2 separate regions of the Homo sapiens genome follow, and region 1 is linked to region 2. A link is an interaction called in ENCODE POLR2A ChIA-PET data of the cell type or tissue named here. Cell type or tissue: K562. All regions are shown on one strand. Each heading gives the region's core, and the rest is flanking DNA. Links, peaks and the distances in the headings are about the cores only. Region 1 overlaps STXBP5-AS1 (STXBP5 antisense RNA 1). Region 2 overlaps RAB32 (RAB32, member RAS oncogene family).

Region 1 (2,919 bases), core at 214-2,713, 350 kb before region 2:
CTGAATTTAACGTAAAAGACATACATTTAAAAATGTTGAAAAGGAGACTTTTCTATTTATGCTGATAGCATATCATCTTGTTAGTATCAATATATCTTCCTGGCCTTTCTAGATGTTTCTGAATCTTCATAGGAGTGGAGGGAGGTGACAGCGCTGCTGAAACAAAACAAGTCATGTGAAGAGAATGGTTGAAATTAAATGACAGGTCCATAGGGGTCCTTTCTACTGTCCTGTCTATTTTTGTATGGGCTTGAAATTTTCCAAAATAAAAAGTTAAAAAAAATACCCAAGCATTATCTTCTTGCATATACTTAGTCTTAGCCATCTCAGCTCACAATTTGACAGAAAATTTACCCAGTGTTTTCCTTAGATCAAAATACTTGATTTCAAAAACATTCCTCTCAGTTAAGTGGTAAATTTATCAGAATCCCTCAAGTTAGAATTAAGCATTAACAAATTAAATGAATAAGAACATTCTGAATTTATCAGGATCTCTATTAGTTTTGTTTCCAATCTTGGCTGTACCTGTGTTACATGTAAAAATATTGCCTTGTGTTTTTAATCCCTGACACGGTATCAAAATTGGCCATTTATATATATTTTGGGACCTTAGTGATTGACAGAGCTGAATCAAAGGTTAGACAGCCTTTGGCATCAATCTGTGAGGGGAACTAAACGTCACTGATTACAAAGACATCAATGGGAATATAACAAGTATAAGAAATCATATTTACCAGAATTCCTCTAGGGAAAAGTGGTTGGAAGAATTAGTTTGATAAGACCCTACAAACAAGAGAAGAGACTTTCCAGACTCGGGCTCAGGTGACTGTGAGGAATGTCCTACCTGATTCTGAGGATGGTTGGTCAGGAAAGGGCAGGCATATTTTGCAGAGTGTTAGGCACATTTGAGATCCCGACTAAATTGCTCAGAACAGTTCAGCACAGCCAAGAGCAGCTCTTCTTTTCTGCCACACCCTACAGCACATAACCTCTCTCCTTAATGCACACTGGGAAAATACTTTTAAAACATTAGTTTGAAGAGGCAACAAATTATTAACATGCTCTCTTGTTTAGGTGAGCCCTAGGTTTTAAGACTTAATTTGCAAGAATTAAAATTATAACCAGAATATTGGAAAGTAAAGAAATACTTCCACTCAAAAGATCTAACTCTAAGATGATTTTGCCCCATTTGGTCTCAAGAATTACACTGTTCCATGACCAGGCTAGGACTGTCTTAACAATTCACTATTCAAAGGAAAATATGCATGACTAAAATAAGTGAAGGACAATTGACTGAGCCACAGCTCAGGAACTCCCTGACACCCCCAAAGACAAACTGTCCCTTGGAAGACTTTACCAGCCCTGTGTGGCCAGAGCTGCTACAAGGGCTATTTCCAACATTTCACATAAGCACTGCAGACACAGGCACTGCAGATACGAAGAACATCAAATTCAGCCAACCAGCTTCAGGTTAAGAGAAGGGCAAATATAGTCAGAACAGTGCTTAGAAATGTTTAATGAGCTTTTTTTTTTTTTTTGGTACCTTGAAGAAGACAGAAATGTGAAAGGCATGGCCTTGATAGACCTCCACATCTTTCTCATCAAGCTGTGGAAATTAGAGTCTCCTCTTGTTAAATAGGAAAGGTTAGCATGTAATAGTTAATGAAGCCAAGGAGAATCTGAACAGATAAGACCCGAGTCTGTACAGGCTGCATTTGGAGAATCCCAAATCCTCTTATCTTTTCTCAGAAACTCTGCTGTTTGCAAGATATTGTTTTAAGCAGAGAGGCGACAGGAACCGCAGCAGATGCAAGAACTACTACCTTTTTGAAGGCACGCTAAAACAGAATCTAGGAAGACGTGCTGCTTTGCACTTTCATGGGGCACTGTGACAACACACTGTGTTTTTCCCCTAGATTCAAAACACGAATACCCTGGCAGCTGACCTTTAAAATATTTACAGCATTATGGACACCTTCTGAGCTTCCTACTTTTCTTTGCTTCTTGCATGGCTCTTTGATGTATTTTCTTTCGCATGCAAGTTGCTTATAATACTCACGTGAGGAAATGTTCTGAGCTGAGTGAACCTCAGGAGGGAAGAGGGGAGCTAAACTTTCTCTTACAATGGAACTCAACACGCCTTTGGGCTAAAGGTTATTTGAGGTCTGACCATATATAAGGTACGTATCTTGCCCCAATCCAACTTTCTTTTCTCCCCTTTATGTCTCTTCTCCTCAGATAAATCTAACACCACCTCCCCAATTCCCTACACAGTACCATCAATACAGGTCATAAATAATTCCTTTCATAGGAGCCTTTTTTTATTTTTTATTTTTTTGAGACAGAGTTTCACTAGTGTTGCCCAGGCTGGAATGCAATGGCACGATCTCGGCTCACAGCAACCTCTGCCTCCCGGGTTCAAGCAATTCTTTCTCCTGCCTCAGCCTTCCAAGTAGCTGGGATCATAGGCATGTGCCACCATGCCCAACTAATTGTGTATTTTTAGCAGAAACAGAGTTTCTCCATGTTGGTCAGGCTGGTCTCGAACTCCCGACTTCAGGTGATCCACCTGCCTCTGCCTCCCAAAGTGCTGGGATCACAGGTGTGAGCCACCATACCCGGCCCCTTTCATAGGAGCTTTATCCATTGCTCCCGGACAGCATTCATTCTCCATTCAATTTCATTCACTTCCCCAAGAAACCAATGCCTCCTGTCCCTCCCACTCTGGTGACAGTCCAAAACAACCGCTCCTCTTTCTCTGTCCTCTTCCATCCTTTCTTTGCAAACACTTCTTTGCTTTTTCTCCTGTTGCCCAACTTTTCACTCCCTCACTCAGAACAGTTTTCTTCTATACCCTTTCTTATCCTGTATCTATAAGTCTCCTATGCTCTCAGCTGCCTCACTGAACATTCCTTCCAC
Region 2 (2,919 bases), core at 121-2,620:
AGACAGGGTTTCGCCACGTTGCCCAGGCTGGTCTCGAACTCCCAGTTCAAGCGATCTGCCCGATCCATCTGCCTCGGCCTCCCAGACTGCTAGGATTACAGGCATGAGCCACCGTGCCTGGTCACTAGACTGTTAAGATTTTTGAAAGTCAACTGAGTGTTTTATTTTTTCCTTCAGAAAATATTTTATTCAGCTTTCCATAATAGACAAAAGAAAAAATTCTCACTCTACTGTTTATGAAGCATACCACAAATGTTGATACTTTCTGGCTGTTTCAAATCTTTCGTACACAGTTAACCTAAAACTCTTCAAACATCATCTGAATAAATCTCCTCTCTGATCTTTTCACATGGTCCTGCATGTGACACACATCTTCACCAGAGGCATCTTCCTATTCACTTAGCCTTTTGTAAAAACCAAAAATTCTCGTGCTTGACAATACCCCCAACCACTCTAGTTGCATGAGAAGTACCTCAGTTAAAAACTCAAACTCACAGAAAATGTCATTTGCTTTTTGCCCTAAATAATTCTTTTTGTTTTGATGGAAAATCTGCCCTTCTATTAGCCATTAGCCAATTTGGAAAGCAGTCCTGTTGTGGACTGAAAGAAGCTATAACACATCCATGCTACACTTCTCATTTTCCAGACTTTCAAACACCACTCACATAAATATATCTAAATACTTTACATTTACAGCTCAGAATTATGAGCTAGAAAGCAAAAGATGCATAAGCAAAGCAGATCTCACCTTTGCAGAGGTTTCAAACCATCCGGCAAAGCCATGTTCTTTGCAGAATTGGTCCACCTGGGAAGGACTCTGGCTACTGTCCTTGTTCTGGTCACATTTGTTAGCCAAGAGGACAGCAGGGATAGGGCTGCCATTTGGAAGATGAACTTTACTATCCAGATCACTTTTCCATTTTAAGACTGCCTCAAATGTGGAACTTCTTGATATATCAAAGACTACAAAAGCACCAACAGCTTCCTTGTAGTATACTCGGGTCATGTTGCCAAATCGCTCCTGCCCTAGACATAAATATAAGAAAAAATTAAAAACTTGTAATTCAGACAGAGTCTACATTTAGGTATAACCCCTTTTACCCCAAGAGCAACACTATGAACAAATGTCTTCCATTCCACAGCAATATAACCTGGTGTGATTAAGGCTATCCATACAGACCATGACCCATAGAGCAGATGTGTCTGATAATTTGGTTTAAGTACATAATGAATTAGTTTTATGTTCTGTACAACATATTCTCCATAAAAACCAATATGACAATATTTAAAGCTACAAAGTCTGTCATTTATTCCGACTCGTCTCCCCTTAGTCTAAGAGAAGAGAGGCACTAAAGGAAAACATAAAGCTGGAAGTAGAGGAAGAAGAGACAAGAATAGAAGAAATGAAGCCTGCAGGAAGGAGATAAGTGCAGTGGGTAACATGCTAGTCAAATAGATTAGGGCTGGACATGAGATAAAGTAGTTCATGTTCTCAACTCATCTCTCCTTCATATCTCTAGCCCATACCCACTTCTGACTCAATATGCAAGATTTCACCCCTGTAAGTAGTAGATACATGAAAATCTGTTTCAGAACAAAAGGCACAACTGGTTGTGTTGTTACAAGAAGAATCAATTCCAGGGTTCTTCAAATGTCATTGTACTTTTAAAATAATTTATGTCAAACACTTTGGGAAAAATCTGCTTTGTACATTATATAGGACTTTGCAAAGCGTTCTCTTACTATCTGCTATTGTACTAATCTTTGGCATAGGAAAGACCCTTCTTTTCATCTGACAGATGTAACAACAGGAAAATGGATGCTTGGCCAGGATTATAGTGGCACTGACTAAAGAAGACAGGACTAGAATCCAGGTCTTCTGACTCCCACACACCTATAGAAGTGGGATGCTAGCCTTTCTGAACTATCTTGCAGTTGCCTTGACTTAGTTACTGACTACAGTGTGAAGGAAAAATGATTGGCAATCAATGCACATCTAAGATGTATCACTCTGTTCTATGATAAAGACACTTTCTTCTTGAAACACATGAGCAACAGGCTTTATCTACATTTTATTGACACATTTTCTCTGCACAGATGCAAAGATACCCCAAAATATAAAATTCTTCCTTCTCCAAACTCTACAATGCAATATAATTTTATATATTGTTTTAGGGAATAATGGAAGAAGAATAAAACAATGGTCAAACGTGAATGCATAAATTTAAGGTTTGTTTTGTGATGACTCCTCATATGGTTTAACTGAAGCTGTACTGTAATAGTCCAAAGGTCTAAATTTTACTGTAACAAATGGTCACATATGAAACCCTACTATTATGCTCATATTTTATTGTGATGTAAATCTGACCATTATATAGTTCATTGGCTCATAATGCTGACATTTATAAAAACTTACATGATATGCCAACTGTTCAAAATCGCTATTCTGCAGAAAGACTATATGCATTGAAATGATTCAGACTCCAATTTCAAATGCAGTGCACACATTACCAACCACTTCCATTTTTATATATTTTAATTATTGAATATGAAAAGACTAAGCAACAAGATATGACAGTCTTAAATTAGGAAATTGAAAAAGTAAGATTTCAAGATAATTACATGGTAATAAACTATTCCTTTGGACTATATCTTTAATTTAGAAAAGAGAGTGGGGTGACAAATGAGTAAAAGAACAGTTAGAAACCTAGAAGTTAACAAAGAGTTGTTAAACTTTAGTGACTGTTGCTTTTTTTTTTTTTTTTTTGTGAATCATCTGTAAATTTCAAGTATTTCCTTTTACTCGTGCTCATGAAAGATGATAGGAGAGTTGTGAAAAAAAAGACAAAGGGATATTACTAGGTATACTAATCGACAAAGTATAAGATGCAGCAAGGCAATCAGGATCCACATTCTATT

The links. ChIA-PET counts read pairs that join two places held together with the same protein. Peaks named below come from ENCODE experiments on the same cell type or tissue, not always from the same donor. Only the 100,000 strongest peaks of a DNase experiment are listed, where the experiment ranks them.
Region 1: POLR2A ChIA-PET joins it to region 2 with 7 read pairs; 1 of 35 experiments calls an interaction of 5 or more read pairs at or near these places.

What each region holds. Positions count from the first base shown.
Region 1 is chr6:146,895,193-146,898,111 of GRCh38, reverse strand. The region is part of intron 7 of STXBP5-AS1 (STXBP5 antisense RNA 1); the gene reads left to right. Among named protein-coding and RNA genes, the nearest start is that of LUADT1, 260 kb to the left of the region's middle. In K562, for the core only: no CTCF peak of the experiment used is centred there; DNase peaks (open chromatin) are centred at 1,401 and 1,741; H3K4me3 peaks cover 1,340 bases.
Region 2 is chr6:146,547,571-146,550,489 of GRCh38, reverse strand. RAB32 (RAB32, member RAS oncogene family) reads right to left here. Exons shown (of 3, transcript NM_006834.5): 2 at 749-1,026. Among named protein-coding and RNA genes, the nearest start is that of RAB32, 5.2 kb to the right of the region's middle. In K562, for the core only: no CTCF peak of the experiment used is centred there; a DNase peak (open chromatin) is centred at 1,469.